Linked DNA regions of Homo sapiens: region 2 is linked to region 1. A link is a loop called in an ENCODE intact Hi-C map of the cell type or tissue named here. Cell type or tissue: heart left ventricle. All regions are shown on one strand.

The links. A loop is a pair of places that touch in the nucleus more often than their neighbours do. Peaks named below come from ENCODE experiments on the same cell type or tissue, not always from the same donor. Only the 100,000 strongest peaks of a DNase experiment are listed, where the experiment ranks them.
Region 2: it touches region 1 in a loop (1.8-fold over the local background); 2 of 110 quality-filtered maps call a loop at or near these places.

The regions. Positions count from the first base shown.
Region 1 is chr9:68,910,506-68,918,505 of GRCh38, forward strand. It overlaps PIP5K1B (phosphatidylinositol-4-phosphate 5-kinase type 1 beta), which reads left to right. Exons shown (of 16, transcript NM_003558.4): 9 at 7,043-7,254. Among named protein-coding and RNA genes, the nearest start is that of PRKACG, 100 kb to the right of the region's middle. In heart left ventricle, no CTCF peak of the experiment used is centred here; no DNase peak of the experiment used is centred here.
Region 2 is chr9:68,710,148-68,718,147 of GRCh38, forward strand. All of the region lies in intron 1 of PIP5K1B (phosphatidylinositol-4-phosphate 5-kinase type 1 beta), which reads left to right. Among named protein-coding and RNA genes, the nearest start is that of PIP5K1B, 8.9 kb to the left of the region's middle. In heart left ventricle, no CTCF peak of the experiment used is centred here; no DNase peak of the experiment used is centred here.

The sequences.
Region 1 (8,000 bases):
TTTCACTTACTTATACATGTGGAAAGCAGTATAACAAATATTCATTCCTACTGTGTTCAGAGCACACAGCAAAATGCACTAAGTCAAACCAGTCTTTGTTGAGAAATGAAGTCTTGTGTGTATGATACAAAGAATATAGGTGTAACCTGAGGTAGAATTTTATATGACAGAGGGACACTAATAATGTGCTTGGGTCTTCAGAGGGGAGACATATCCCAATAGTTTGTTGAAATCATTAGTAAATTTGCATGGAGTGGGGACAGGCTTTGAAAAAACAGTAGGATTTGAAAAGATGGTAAGGACCATCTAGAAGAAACGACATGAGCAGAAGCATCAGAGTTTACATCTTCAGAGCACATTCAGGGGTAAAGAGCTCCAGTTAGACTAGCCTGGCAAATGTCTCTAGCCAGGCATTAAGTAACAAAAAGACATTGGCTAGGGCCATATTAGTGAGGACTTTCTATGTCAAATTGAAGCACTGGCACCAAGCAGTGGTGAGAGACTGAAGGCTTTGAGTAGGGATGTGATGTGACCTGGTCAAGCACAGATGTCAGGAATGGGTTTGTGAGGAAAGAATGGGAAACTGGGCCAGGCATGGTGGCTCACGCCTGTAATCCCAGCACTTTGGGAGGCTGAGGTAGGTGGATCACTTGAGGTCAGGAGTTCGAGACCAGCCTGACCAACATGGAGAAACCTTGTCTCTATTAAAAATACAAAATTAACTGGTCATGGCGGCACACGCCTGTAATCCCAGCTACTTGGGAGGCTGAGGCAGGAACATTGCTTGAACCCGGGAAGCGGAGGTTGCAGTGAGCCGAGAACATGCCATTGCACTCCAGCCTGGGCAACAAGAGCAAAACTCCATCTCAAATAAAAAAAAAAAAAAAAAGAATGGGAAACTGAAATTAATTCATTATCATTAGAGAGAAGGAACGTTTTGATAATAGAAGCTGCAGGATTGGGTGACTCAGTGAAGGAAAAGTAGCCATGAAGTATGAAATCGCATTAGAATGATTTCAAATAAAAGAGGGAAGTGAGGAAAAAGAACTGCTTTGGAGTGAGGTAAGAATTTAGGGTTATAGCATGGCCATGTGTAGACATTTAGATGGTCATGGTGGCTCATGCCTGTAATCCCAGCACTTTAGGAGGCCGAGGTGGTTGGATCGCTTGAGCCCAGGAGTTCAAGACCAGCCTGGGCAGCAAGGCAAAACCCCATCTCCACAAAAAATTAGTCAGGTGTGGTGGCATGTGCCTGTAGTTCCAGCCACTCGGGAGGCTGAGATGAGAGGATCACTTGAGCCCAAAAGGTCAAGGCTGCAGTGAGTCATGTTTGCACCACTGCCTCCAGCCTGGGTGATGGAGTGAGACTCTGTTTCAAAAAAATATTTTTTTAATTTAAAAAAGAAGTTTAGAGATGTTCTGAAGGAAATATATTGGGCTGCAGCTTAGGAATGAAGTCAGATTAAATGCAACAATTTAGGAATTTTCTGTAGAAAGATGGTAATTGGAATCTACCTTTAAGAAGATCTCAAATCTATCCACTTCTCCCTCGAGCTCCCCAGCTGCCCCTACTCATTCAAGTATTACCCTCTCTTACCTGGACTGCTGAAATACCCCCCAGTCGAAAGTAGGTACTTCCTGTGGGATCTTCCCACAGCTCTCTGATTTTTCCCTCCAGGCCTTATTACAATGTGTAATTCGGGCTTGTTTAATGTTGAGTATGGAATAATTATCTGTTGTTTTATCCCTGAAGATCCATCAACTTCCACAGTGCGTGGCACTCAAACATTTTTTTTTCCAACAAAAGAGTCAATGAATGTAAGTACTAGAAAGTAGAAAAAACAGAGAGCTTTGGGTGAACATCTTTAGGGCACAGGAAGAAAAAGTGGAAAAGTCAAATAGACAAAGAACCAAGAGAAGCCAGGGCACAATAGCTAAGGGAGAGGGGAGATTCAAGGTGGGCTGGTCATAGGGATCGATTCTGCAGGTGGAGGAATAACATGAATAGCTGACATTAATTGAGTGCTTTTTGTGTGCCTAAGACTTGGCACGGATTAACTCAGTTAATCTTCACAGTAACTTTGGTAGGAATTATTTGGTAGGAATCCCTATTATAGAGATAATACAGGTGAGAATAGATACCAGAAATGTTAAATACTTTGCCCAAAAACAAGCAAGTGGGGGAGCCATGAGTCAAACCAGGCCATCTGGTTCCAGAGCAAGGAGACTGAACCACCCTGCAGCCACACCAGCTCCTGCTAGCAGTAAGACAGAAGATAGTTTGCAGTGTGATGTGGTGTTAAAGATGTAAAAGCAAAAGGAGGACCAGCTGCTCTTTGTAGCCTTTAGTCATGAAGAGAGGATGGCAATGCCTATGATTCTGAGTTAGGATATTTCCACATTAGGTCCCCAAATCTACAGAAGTTACAGGAACACTCATGCATCACCAGTCATGAAAACCTGAGGAATATGCTCTCATTTCAAGAACAGGTAGTTTTTGATTGTGTCTTCAGGGTACTCTAGCAGCTGCTTTGACATTGACTTTGACATTGACTTTTTTACTACATTCCAATGTTGTTATTGACTTAAATTAGTCCTTGAGAGAGAAGGAAGAAAGAATCTGACTTTGGCAATAGAAAGCCTTGCAGTATTCCAACTTGCTTTCAGTTTTAAATAGTTCTGTGAATCATTCCTGTTTCCTTTTTTTACAAGTAGGGAAGTAAAGTCCTGCCAGAGCTAGACGGAAAGGCACCTGTATTTGCATTGTAACCTGAGTTTTGAATAGTAAATGCACAGGTACAGAATATACTAGCAACAGTAAGGTCAGGCAGACATTCTGGAAATGTGCACCTGAGTGATGAACTGGACTAACTGGTGTCTGTCATGTTGCAGAATGTTGCTAACTCTTAAAGCTCACACATGTTAAGTTGTTGGCAGATTTATCAATTCTTTTAATTAAAGGACTGGGATGATATGAGTAACGGAACTATTTTGTTCCTAATTGATGCAAATCTTAAAAGTACGTGACTAAAATCTGTTCCCAGAGTTTCTCATTACAGAAGCCTTTTAATTTGTTTTAAAATATATGCATATACATTTCTCTTTTTGTTCCTTCAGATTTCTTAATCGATGGTGATTTTTCCCAACCCAAACTCTAACTGCAATGGCCAGCTTTCCACATATGGGGATAGAATTTCTTTTTTTAAGCCTTCCACACTGAAAGTAGGGGTCTTGGCCTCACGAGGACAACTCAGCACCCTTCCCAGATGCTGGCAATCCAAAAGAAGAGTACAGAGGAGATGAAGCTCTTTTTAATATTTTTTATCACTTTTTCAAAAGTTAATTCTCTCTTGGAATTTATTCTTTAAAAAAAAAAATCGGACCCCTTACAGGATCAGGATAGTGTCTTACTTTATCCAATAGTTCAGTTTGGACCACACAGCCTGACTTTGTCTCACCTGTAAAATTGCACAGTTCTCTTAGGCCTGTTCATGGGCCGGGAAAAAAGACTGCAAGTACAAAACACATGGTTCAGGTTGAATATTGCAGGAAAAATATAAGAAAAAGTATTTCATTTTTAAAAAAATCTTCTTAACAATTAATTCATGGATGCTTTGCTGAGGAAAATGCTTTGCAGAGGTTGAATATTGCATGACAATATAAAAAAAGCATTTTTTTAAAAAAAACAAAGGTTTTTAACAAGCAGAATTCATTCATGGATACTCTGTGGAGGAAAATCATGGTGTCCGGAATGTTTTTAAGCTTGACCACTCCTAACTTGAGTAAATGATTCTGGGTGCCTTTTGGGAACATCCACAGTATTGTCAGAGTCTTCTTAGGACCTGCTTTTGAAGCCAGCTTACTGCTTTGGAGGATGCTTTGGGCTGTGCAGGGCAGAAGACTGTGTTTTTGCCAATTGAAAATTCCTGGCCAGGCACAGTGGCTCACGCCTGTAATCCCAGCACTTTGGGAGGCTGAGGCGGGCAGATCACGAGGTCGGGAGATTGAGACCTTCCTGGCTAACATGGTGAAACCCCGTCTCTACTAAAAATACAAAAAATTAGCAAGGCGTGGTGGCAGGCGCCTGTAGTCCCAGCTACTCGGGAGGCTGAGGCAGGAGAATGGTGTGAACCCGGGAGGTGGAGCTTGCAGTGAGCCGAGATTGCACCACTGCACTCCAGCCTGGGCAACAGAGCAAGACTCCATCTCAATAAAAAAAATAAACAAATAAATAAATAAATAAAAAGAAAAAGACAAGAGAAAATTCCTGTGTTGTCAGCCATCCAGGCCATACCCCTTGGTATCCACAAACCCAGAGCTTCTAAAGGAATTAGGATTTGCCAGAATGACACTGGTAAGCAGGCCAGCAATACAGTTCTATTTTTGTTGGCTAATTTAGTGACATTTGTTTTCAGAAGTGTAATTCTAGGAATGTTTACTTCAAGCGAACACCTGTTGTCTCTTGAGCTAGTGTGAGGGATGAGTCACCGTGAATTATAATCATAGTGATAAGAGCTAGCAATTAATTAAGCACTTTATGCTAGAGACTTTTCTAAGCACTTGACTTGCATTGTCACATTTAATTTTTACAAGCACCCTATATGATATGTAATAGTGTCAGCATTTTACAGATGAGGAAACTGAGACACAAGGAGATGATGTGACCTGCCTAAGGTCACAGAGTCCATGCTCTTCATCCCTCATCCCCCATGTCCTTATCCAAGTCTCTCCGAGAAAGGAAGCGCTAGCACTGATAAATATGAGTAGGGAAGTTAGCATCTGCAAATGGTCATTCATTGTGAAGAGTTGTTGAAGCTGTCTCGGGGGGTACTGTTGCCAAGCCATCATTTCAGTATGGTTGAGAATTAGAAAGGTTAAGGCCCTTCTACCACTTGTTTCTGTCTGAAGAAAGCATCTAATATCTGTTAGTGTTTTCTTTTAAGAGTCTGGCCCTTGGTGCTTCTGACATAAAACAGTCTTTCTTTCTCCCATGGTCTGTGCTACTGTATGGTGCAGTGAGGCACTGATAACACCTCCATGGAGAACCAGCCAAAGGGTCTGGTACTCAAGCATTGGATCAGTGGTAAGAAGGATTTCCTATCACCCCTCCCTTCCTCCTCCAACTTGACATCACTCCTCCTTCCATTAGGAAGGCTGGTTCCACATTGTTATCAAGCCATTCTTAGATCACTTGGGTTAGGAAATCCCACAGCCCAAACCTCTTAAGTGATAAGATTCTACTCTGAGCTCCTGCCTGACTCCCTTCTGAACTTGACTTTTTGAAAGATGAAGTGTGAACCCTCTGGAATAATTGATACCCATTTGCAGCCCACTCTCAGTTCTCATTGATGGCAAAGATGCCTGTAATACAGAATAACCTATTTCTTGAAGGCCATATGCCATACTTCACAAAGCCTTTTCTCAGGTGGCATCCATGAAGTGGCAGCCACAGGTAACTGAATCTTCAGGCCTGATCCCCTCTTTACTATATCATAAATATCAAAAGGCAGTTGGGCTGAACAAGAACAAGAAGCACAAGAAATTCTGGATTATTTTATCCCTAAACAATTATCTATAGGCTATGATCCTTCAGGGTGTTTCCTAGCTAAAGTATAGGAACAGCTTCTCATGTTGGTTCAGAGACAGCCGTTCTGACAACCAGGGTTGTCTTGCTTTTCTGAGCAGCTTTGTGTGAGAAATACCAGGTATTAAGAAGTCTGTTGTAGGGGAGAATCATATACAGACTAGTAGAAAAAGAACTTTATCATAGAGGAAAACACCCAGTTTGCAGGCATTCTTCCTGAACACTGCTCTTCCGTCTGAAAAGGTCCTGAGTGTCAAAGCCCCACCTATACCCTGAAGCCATCTCAACAGACTCGGACCCAGACCTTTGTCTCCTGTCATTTTCTTTTCAGAGCATTGCCATCTCTTTTGTCTGGCTGCATCCAACTATTTTTAATTCCCTTGCCTCCCCACTGTCTGCTGAGTGGATAATTAAACATGAAGTACTATGCTTTGTTGAGATTATATTTTTAAAGGACTTGCTACAGGGAACTGAACGGCACCTTCGAAAGACAGACTTTGAGGGCTGGGTGCGGTGGCTCACACCTGTAATCCCAGCACTTTGGGAGGCCGAGGCAGGCAGATCATGGGGTCATGGGTTCGAGACCAGCCTGGCCAACATGGTGAAACCCTGTCTCTACTAAAAATACAAAAATTAGCTGGGTGTGGTGGCGGGCACCTGTAATACCAGCTACTTGGGAGGCTGAGGCAGTAGAATCGTTTGAACCCGGGAGGCAGAGGTTGCAGTGAGCTGAGATTGCGCTAGTGCACTCCAGCCTGGGCGACAGGGCGAGACTCTGTCTCAAAAATAAAAAAAAAAAAGAGGTTTTGAGAAGAAGACCACTAACTTCCAAGAAGTTTATGAGAACAGAATTCAGACATAGAAAAGATACATTCAGCTAGAAAAGATACATTCTAGCTGTGTCTTCATGCTGAGGAAGATACAAGCGTACAAACTTACAAGCTTGTAGAGACTATTGGTTGTTGGTTTCTCTGCTCTACTGCTTAAGAGTGTGGACACCGGAGTTGACTGCTTGGGTCTCTGTCACTTATGTGCTGTGTGATATTGAGCAGATTACCTTATCTCTCTGTGCCTCCAGTTTTTCATCTGTAAAATAGACAATAGTAGTACCTAGCTTATAGAGTTGTTGAGATTGAATGCAAATGAGCTTCCTAGCACTGGCACATGGAAAGTACTCAATCCGTGCTATTAGTGAAACTTTCATGGAGGGTTGAGAAAACATGTGCTTGTTTCAGATTTGCATAAAATTCCCATCTTGGAGCCATTGTGATAATCCTTCCTGCATGTGGCCTAATAATAACCTCAAGTGTTTTTATTTTGATTCTTCATCTCTCAGCCACCCCGCTGGGAGGAATAACAGGAGCTGTGTGTCTGTATATCTAGAGCTCTCTGATAATGAGTAGATGAGACGAACAGGCCTTTGGGTTGACTGGCTTCCTGGTTCTTTTTCTCATTCAGGTGCTAGAAAGCTTCAAGATCATGGATTATAGCCTTCTGTTGGGAATTCATTTCCTGGACCATTCCCTCAAAGAGAAAGAGGAGGAGACCCCACAAAATGTGCCTGATGCTAAGCGGACTGGGATGCAGAAGGTTCTCTACTCAACAGCCATGGAATCTATCCAGGGTCCAGGGAAATCTGGAGATGGGATAATCACAGAGAACCCAGACACGTAAGTGCAGCCACACACCTACCCACCCTCTTGACTGTGGCAGCCCACGTCACTGGGTAATTATAGACAGTCACATTCACCTTAGGGTGGGACTCTAGGAATTAATTTCTACTTGGTGCTAAAATGGGTTAAACTGGTCTCCATTTCTATTCATCTAAAGATAACTAGATGAGTGGCAGTTTCTCCAGTTATTACTCCTTCACCCACTTGGTTTCTTTTTTTAACAATGGCTGAAAATGTTTTTGTCCCCATTAACTACATATTCAAAACATTCACCACAAGAGGAAGGAATAGACTTTGAATTTGAATAAACATGTTTTATTGTTTATTTATTTATTTTTTTTTTTTGAGACAGAGTCTCACTCTGTCACCCAGGCTAGAGGGCAGTGGTGCCATCTCAGTTCACTGCAACCTCCACCTCCCAGGTTCAAGCGATTCTCCTGCCTCAGCCTCCAAAGTAGCTGGAATTACAAACATGCACCACTACACCTGGCTAATTTTTGTATTTTTAGTAGAGATGGAGTTTCACCATGTTGCCCAGGCTGGTCTCAAACTCCTGGCCTCATGTGATCCACCTGCCTTGGCTTCCCAAAGTGCTGGGATTATAGGTATGAGCCACTGCACCCAGCCTGAGTAAAGATGTTTTAAGCAAATACACAATAAGAATGATGTTCGCAATTCAGAGCTTTTTGTCTGCCTAAGGGGATTCTGTTGTTCTAGTCCTGCACCCTGACAGATGTGGTCTC
Region 2 (8,000 bases), 200 kb before region 1:
ACATCAAGTCCTAAATGTATTTGTTGCTGAAACATGTTCTCTTTGTATCAAGTGCATTAATGGGAGTTGGAAGGAATCCTTCATTTTTTTTTAGAAGCTGGCCAGTTAGAACTGTACATTATGTAGCTCTACTGTTCATTTGTGGTCTTATCAATAGAGCAGGATGTGTTACTTTTTGCTGAGTGCCAGAGAACTGGGGTGGGAGGAAACCTAGGCTTCTGTTTTATTTTTTTTCTTTTTAAAAATCAACTTTAAACTTAATTTATGATGAAATTTTTGGGGTACTGTGTCGTAAACAATCAGCTGCTATTGACAGAGAATTGTATTCAGTCAGGTTCCTTTTCATATATAAGATTAGGTCAGGGAAAACAGGCTTGCTTTTGTACATTCTATTCTCAATTGTATTTACTTCTGTATCGCTTCATCAGAGGTATATAAAGGAGATAATCACACAGGAAAACACAGGAATCCTGCCCAAACTAGATTACTCTTGGAAAGATTTGAAACAGAGTGATTGGGACAAGGTTGCATGTTCAGTAAGCTGACAGTGCCTTGGTATTATCATTTTAAGTTAAAACAAACTAGCACTGGAATAAACAACATGAAGTGTGTGTTCTTGTAGGAAGTCTTCTGTATTGTTTATGGGACTCAATAAACAATGAATATGTAACATGTTTGGGTAATTTACATGATGGATGCACAGTAAGTTCTTGAGACTCATTTTCTCTAATGTTTTTAGAAAATCAATTGTGAAATTGCAATGAAATATAAAGCATTGAGGGTTTGGTATTGCTCCTGGTTTTAAAATGGGTGTGTATGTCTTTCAGTGGAAGTTCAGGCAAGGATTGGAATTGTAAGTACTAGGGGTCCAGAGATTATAATTATCTTGAATTGGAACTAAAGTTCAGACAGGACTGCAGAAAGTTCATTCAGTTTGTAAGAGAAAAGGTGATATTTAAGCCTTCACCATTCAGTCATGCTGAGCAAGGGGTTTGTGGGGGAGGATAAAATTAGAGCGAGCCATAAAAATGTGCTTTCCTTGCTTCGTAGACAGACTTAAGACATGCAGTGGATTCGACATGTTTCATAGTGGGCTTTTAATTTAATATACACTTTTTTTCTTTCTTTTTTAAACCATGCCCATCATTGTGCTCTCTGGATCACTTGATCATATGTTTGGTAATAAAGTAAGGAAACAAAACAGCAACAACAATTAAAAAGCAATGCAACGACCTCCTTGAGGGAGTAGTAAGCACATCATAGGTGTTCAGCAAATATTTGACAATGGAAAAGGTTAAGCATCATGTTTTATTTATATTTGTATTCTTGGAACTTGGCACTGTGTCTGGCAGGTGGTGAGGATTTAATGAGTGTTTACTGAACAATTTATATATCCAAATGAATATCACTCTTCAAAATCTTGGGATGTTCCATAATTATTCTAATGATTCTATTATTTTTCGAACCATTTTAGAAATATTAGGCAGTCTGATAGATGCTAATGTTGATAGTTTATAGTAGTCCTTTTTTTAAATCATAAATTATATTTATTCACTAGACTACAACTTTTTTAACCAAAATGCCTAGGAATAATTTTGCATTATTTATCTTCTTTAGGAGAAAAATAAATACTAAATATATTCTGTTTTTATTTGAAAGTATTCAGTAAGCGTAGTTCTCAAATGCCCAGAGTGGCTTAATAGTGAGTTTGGTTCAGGGTACAGAGACAAGAATGGACTTTAAGCTTCTCTAAGTTAATCAGCTTAAATATCACCTCCTCCTGGCGACTTTTCTGTTCTTCCAACCTAAAGGAGACCTTCTCCATATGTTTTGTTCACTTGTCACAGGGATACTGATACAGTTTTGACGTTTGTCCCTTCCAAATCTCAGGTTGAAATGTGATTCCCCATGCTAGAGGTGGGGCCTGATGGGAAGAATTTGAGTCATATGGATGGATCCCTCATGAATGGCTTAGTACACTCCCCATGGTAATGAGTGAGCTCTTGCTCTATGAGTTTACATGAGATCTGGTTGTTTCAAAGCGTGTGGCATCTCCTACCCCTCCCTTGCTCCCTCTTTTACATGGACTCCCCCTTCACCTTCCGCCATGACTGTAAGCTTCCTGGGGCCCTCTCTCACCAGAAGCAGATGCTGGCACTGTGCCTTATGTACGGCTTGCAGAACTGTGAGCCAAAATAAAACCTCTTTTCTTTATGAATTATGCAGCCTTAGGTATTCCTTTATGGCAATGCAAAAACAGATTAACACGGATACTTATTCATTTATGTATTTCACTTGTTTCCCTGTGTCCAAACTCACATTCAACCCAAGATTATAAACTCTTTGAGGGCAGAGGCCATGGTTCATAACACTGTTTTTCTAGTGTTTGGCACATGGTAGGTCCTCAGTAAATATTTAAATGAATACATGAATAAGCCCCATCCATCCTGTCAAGATGAAGTGGGCCATCATTTAGGTTACTCAAGCTGAATCAGACTGAGAGGACAGTGCTTACGTGTTAGCTATGGCAGCTCCTTTACAATGATGACCGAACCCTTTAGGATGAGAAAACCACTTGTTTAGATGATAAATTCTGGCATGATTATTAAGAAAACACTGTCTCTATTTAAAGACTGATTTCTTCCATTTACTTAGAAATGAATAGTAGTGAACAAAGAAGAGGAAATTATCAAGCACAAAACAAAACGTTGCTACACTGTTAAAATGGGCTCTAAATGTACCTAAATCATAAACATATTCATTCCTAATTAAGACACTTTGGTGTTCATATACAAGGCAATTCCTATGATGCCTCACATAAAGGTGGTATTTGAGCTGGTATTTATTTGAACATCAGCTACATCAACAGTCCCAATACCATGGAAGAAGCCAGGGCAGTGACTCTGAAAGTGCAGTCCTTAGACCAACAGAGTCATCACTACCTGAGAATTTGTTAGAAATGCAGATGAGGCCAGGCGCGGTGGCTCACAACTATAATCCCAGCACCTTGGGAGCCCGAAGCAGGTGGATCACCTGAGGTCAGGGGTTTGAGACCAGCCTGGCCAACATGGTGAAACCACATCTCTACCAAAAATACAAAAATTAGCTGGGCATGGTGGCAGGTGCCTGTAATCCCAGCTACTTGGGAGGCTGAGGCAGGAGAATCGCTTGAACCCGGGATGCAGAGGTTGCAATGAGCCAAGATCGCACCATTGCACTCCAGCCTGGGTGACAAGAGTGAAACTCCGACTCAAAAGAAAAGAAAAGAAAGAAAAGAAATGCAGATGAACTCTATGGATGGAGGACAGGCCTTCGGGTGATTCTGCTGCATACCCAATATTGCCAGTACATAGTAAATCTGTTGCTCCAAGTATAAGCCTCCTGAAGTGTTCAGTATTCCCAGGTAAACCCAGGATGTGTTGAGGGAGTGCTATCTGCCTGCTCCTTCAGAAATATGAGGGGAGAAATGAAAAATTCTCCCTCTGCCAGTCTTGGCTTTTCTCAGAACTGTGCGGATCACAGGAGAGCAAAGTATTGTGAATAGATTGGGTATCTAGGACTTTAGATACAATATAAAAAAGCTTTTGGTAGTCACAGAGCCTGCCAAGTGATGGGTATTATGGGGTATACAGAAAGTGTTAATATAAACATGGTCCTGGCTGTCAAGGAGGCTGACTGTGCTGAGAGCTTACTCTGTTCCAGGCACTCCTCAAGTGCTGTTTCTTTTCATCACCATGTGCTTCCAAGCTGCAGCATTTCTTCACTGAAGAGAAGGAAAGGGAAACCTAGTCAGGTTAGTAGTAACTTGTACCAGAGCACAGAACCAGTAAGGGATGGCACAAAGGTTCTAGCCCTGGCTTTTCTGACTATGAAGCCCATACTCTTTTTCTCTGTTTCATGGTGTAGCACCTCAAAGTACAGTTTTGAAATAAGAGTTTTAAAAAGGAGAACATAAGCGAATCTAAAATTTATATCTCCAAACTAAGTCTTTCTCTGAACTCTAGTTTGCATAATTGACATTGCGCTTGGATATCCCAAAGGCACCTCAAATTCTACATGTTCAAAACCAGAATCATGATCTGTTTTCTCCACATCTGATACTCCTGCAAGGTTCCCAGCTCTGTGGTGGGCACCGCTAGTCACCAAGTAGCACGATCAGAAACTTGGGAGCCATCCTTGGCTCCACCCTCTGCACACACCACATCTAATCCATCACCAATGTCTATTGATTTTGCTTCCTGAATATCTTTCCCATTCCATCTGCTTCTCATCATTTGTGCGGATTCTATCCTAGCCCAACTTCTTGTCTCTCTGCAGGACTGAGCCAGAACCTCTCTGGTATCCTGAGTCCACTCTGGGTCTCCTAGAATCCATTACCCATATTGTAACCAGGGCACTTGTGATGGTTGGAGGGCACCTGAGGCTCTGCTGGCCAGATCTCTGCTTCCTGTACCCTGCCAAACCCTCACGGAAGCACACAAATTCTGACCCCAGGGCTCTCCACCTCAGTGGCCTTTTGAGCTCTTGGACAGCCTCTGAGGACTTGTTTTTCCAAGTAGCTTTCTACCCTGATGTTTTTGCTCTCCTGGAGTCCAGTCAGAGGCAGGTTCATAACTACAGTCAACTACTTTTAAAGGAACAGGATGGAAACTCCAGTGTAGCTCTAGGGACTTGCCCAACCCTACCGCAAATACCAAGTTCTTAAGAGTTCTCCGGCAGTTCCCAAGGTGCACTCCACTCACTCCAACAAAGAACCAAAGACTGCTCTACTTCCACAGTTGCTTATACTCTGCCCCTGAGTTCCCCCAGGACCCTGCAATATCACATTTGTGGCCACCATAGCAGAGAAATTCACCACCTGTGGTCTAGGAATAAAATCTAAGCCTCTCCCAAAAGGCACCTGTCTCTGACTGTTGACTGTGGCTTATCCTGGCAGCTTTGAGGAAAAGGCCTGGGTTGCTTTGCATAACTGGCAGGATAGATAAAGAAACATGACTCAAAATCATTCTCTCTGTATTTCCTCATAACAGGAACCAGTTGACATGGGTGCAGGAAAAACTTCCTGACCAAGGAGTGGGGCCTGGGGCTGGGGGTGCTGGACAGAGAGAAGCACAGGGATCTGCCCCAGACTCTTCAATGGCCTCCCTTTGTGCCTGGAGTGAAGATGTGGGTCATTGACATGGTTCCAGAGCCCTGCACGGTCCTGGTCCTGCTGCCACTCCAGTCTCAGATCCACCACTCTGCCCCTTGCTGTTTCTGAGCCACACTTGCAACTGCCAGCTTCACACCCTCTGTGCAGCACTCTCGTTGCCCCCTTTGGAATGTTCTCAGCATCGGTCGACCACGCTTCAGGTCAATTCTAAGGTTACTTTTGAAAGGAGGCCTTGGCCACCCATCCCCAGTCTAGGACAGGACCAGTGGTTCCCTCTCCAGGAGGGCTTCAACAGTATGATTATTTGACTAGTTTCCTCGCCCCCACCAGCTGCTAATCATCAGGGCCCATTGCATCCCCATAGTGTCGGCACATGTAGAATTGTCTTGAGTGAATAAGTAAATGAATACCAATACTTCTACCTTAAAAAAATCCTTTTCGTAAATTCCCACTAAAGAAAGGAAATGCACAGAGATCATGAATGAACCACTTCATATTGCCGATCCTGTCCATGAACTTGATCTTCAACTTTCATTACCACTGCCTAATTTCACCTGTCATGAGCCGCATTTCTATAATGGTAGCTGCAGGTATTATCCCCAAGGAAGGTTGCCCCAAAGGCATGATATAAAATATTTCTGGAAGAATACCTGAGATACTAGTGTCTTTGTTTGCCTCTGGGGAGGTGAATTGGCTAGCTGAGGGGCATGGATGGGAGGGGAATTTTCATCCCATATTTATTTGTACCTCTGAATTTGGACCCATATGTGTGGATTACTTATTTTAAAAATTAGAATTGTAAAAGTAAAAGGAAGGAAAGCAGAGCAAGAGATGTGAAGGAATGGGAATGATTATTTAGAGGAAAGAATATGGACATGCAGTTGAAAGGGGGTTGTCCTGAAAAGAATTCCTGTCTTCAAGGATACAGCCAGTTACATCTGACTTGCTCTGCACATCTATGGAGAACTATATGGCTTCAACTTAAAAGGGATGCCATAACATATAACTTGACTTAAATAGGTTTGTCTGATCTCTCCCATCACAGAATATAACATTTATTCTAAATATAAAAGCTAATAGAACCTAATTATTTAAGAGGGAAGCAGTTGTTAAGGAAGAAGTTAGTTGGAGGCTAAAGCATTCTCCTTGAAGACATAGAAGTGCCCAAGAAACATGAAAAAATGCTTATCATCACTAATCACCAGAGAAGTGCAAATCAAAACCACAATGAGATACCATCTCATACCAGTCAGAATGGCTATGATTAGAAAGTCAAAAAATAACATAGGCTGGCAAGGTTCAGAGAAAAGGGAGCGCTTATGCACGATTGCTTGGTTTGCAAATTTGTTCAGCCACTGTGGAAAACAGTGAGAAATCTTGGAGATTTCTCAAAGAACTGAAAATAGAATTATCATTCAACCCAGCAATCCCATTACTGGATATATACCCAAAGGAAAATAAATTGTTTTATCAGAAAGACACCTGCACTCACACGTTCATTGCAGCGCTATTCATAATAGCAAAGACAAGGAATCAACCTAGGTGACCATCAATGATGGATTGGATGAAGAAAATGTGGTATATATACACCATGGAATATTATGCAGCCATAAGAAAGAACAAAATCATGTTCTGTAGCATAATGGATGCACCTGGAGGCCGTTATCCTAAGCAAATTAACACAGAAGCAACCAAATACCGCGTGTTCTCACTTATAAGTGTGAGCTAACCATTGGGTACACATGGACATAAAATTGGGAACAGTAGATACTGGGAGCTCCAAAGGGGACAGGGAAGGAGGGAGGTAAGGGTTGAAAAACTACCTGTCAGGTACTGTGTTCACTACTTGGGTGATGGGTTCAATTGAAGCCCAATCCTCAACATCATGCAATATATCCAGGTAACAAACCTGCATGTGTAACCCCTGAATCTAAAATCTGAAAAAAAGATTCTCTTTTATGATCCAGGTATTTTTAGAATAGAATAAGAGACTGGACGGTAGCATCCTATAAAAACTGGTTAATATAAGTTGGCATAACCCAAGCTTGCATTTAATCTTTGCACATAGCTTTTCCAGTTAGTCAAATTTGAACTGTAAATAAGAGAAAAATACCAACTTGTCTTAGGTGGTTCAGGCTGTCATAACAAAGTGTCAAAAACTGGGTGGTTCATAAACAAAAACAGTTTATTTCTCATAGTTCTGGAGGCTAAGAGTCCAAGATCAGGTGCCAGCATGATCAGGTTCTGGAGAGGGCTCTCTTCCAGCTTACAGATGGCAAACTTCTTCTAGTACCCTCATGTGACAGAAAGAGGGAGAAAGAGCTTTCTGGGATCTCCTTTATAAGAGCCCGAATCCCACCCTATGACCTAATCACCTCCTAATACCATCATCTTGGGGTTAGGATTTTGATATGAATTTTGAGGGGGATACATTCAGTACCTTGGATAGTCCTTTGTAGCCCAGTCAGTGTGCTATAAGAAACACATCCTGTGTTGAAACCTAGTATATACGTAGAGATATAAATAATACATATAACAGAAATAAAGGTTTCATGAAACAGTACTTAGCCATACCACATGAAATGTCCTCTGTTATTTTCTGTTGTGTTCCCTCCCAACTCCAACTTCCACCATACACTGGTCATGAGCCACTGAATTGACTTTACTCCCTACTGAAGGGCAGAGACCTGCAATTTATTTAGAAAGCATGAGTGCAATCTGCCATCCCCCTGGCACTGCCTATGATGTGTGTCAGCCTAGAGGTGTGCATTTACTGAGGAGCTGACAGGACTCCACATATAGTGCTCTGTCCACTCCTATGAAACCACAGAAAGTTGTGAGTTTAAAA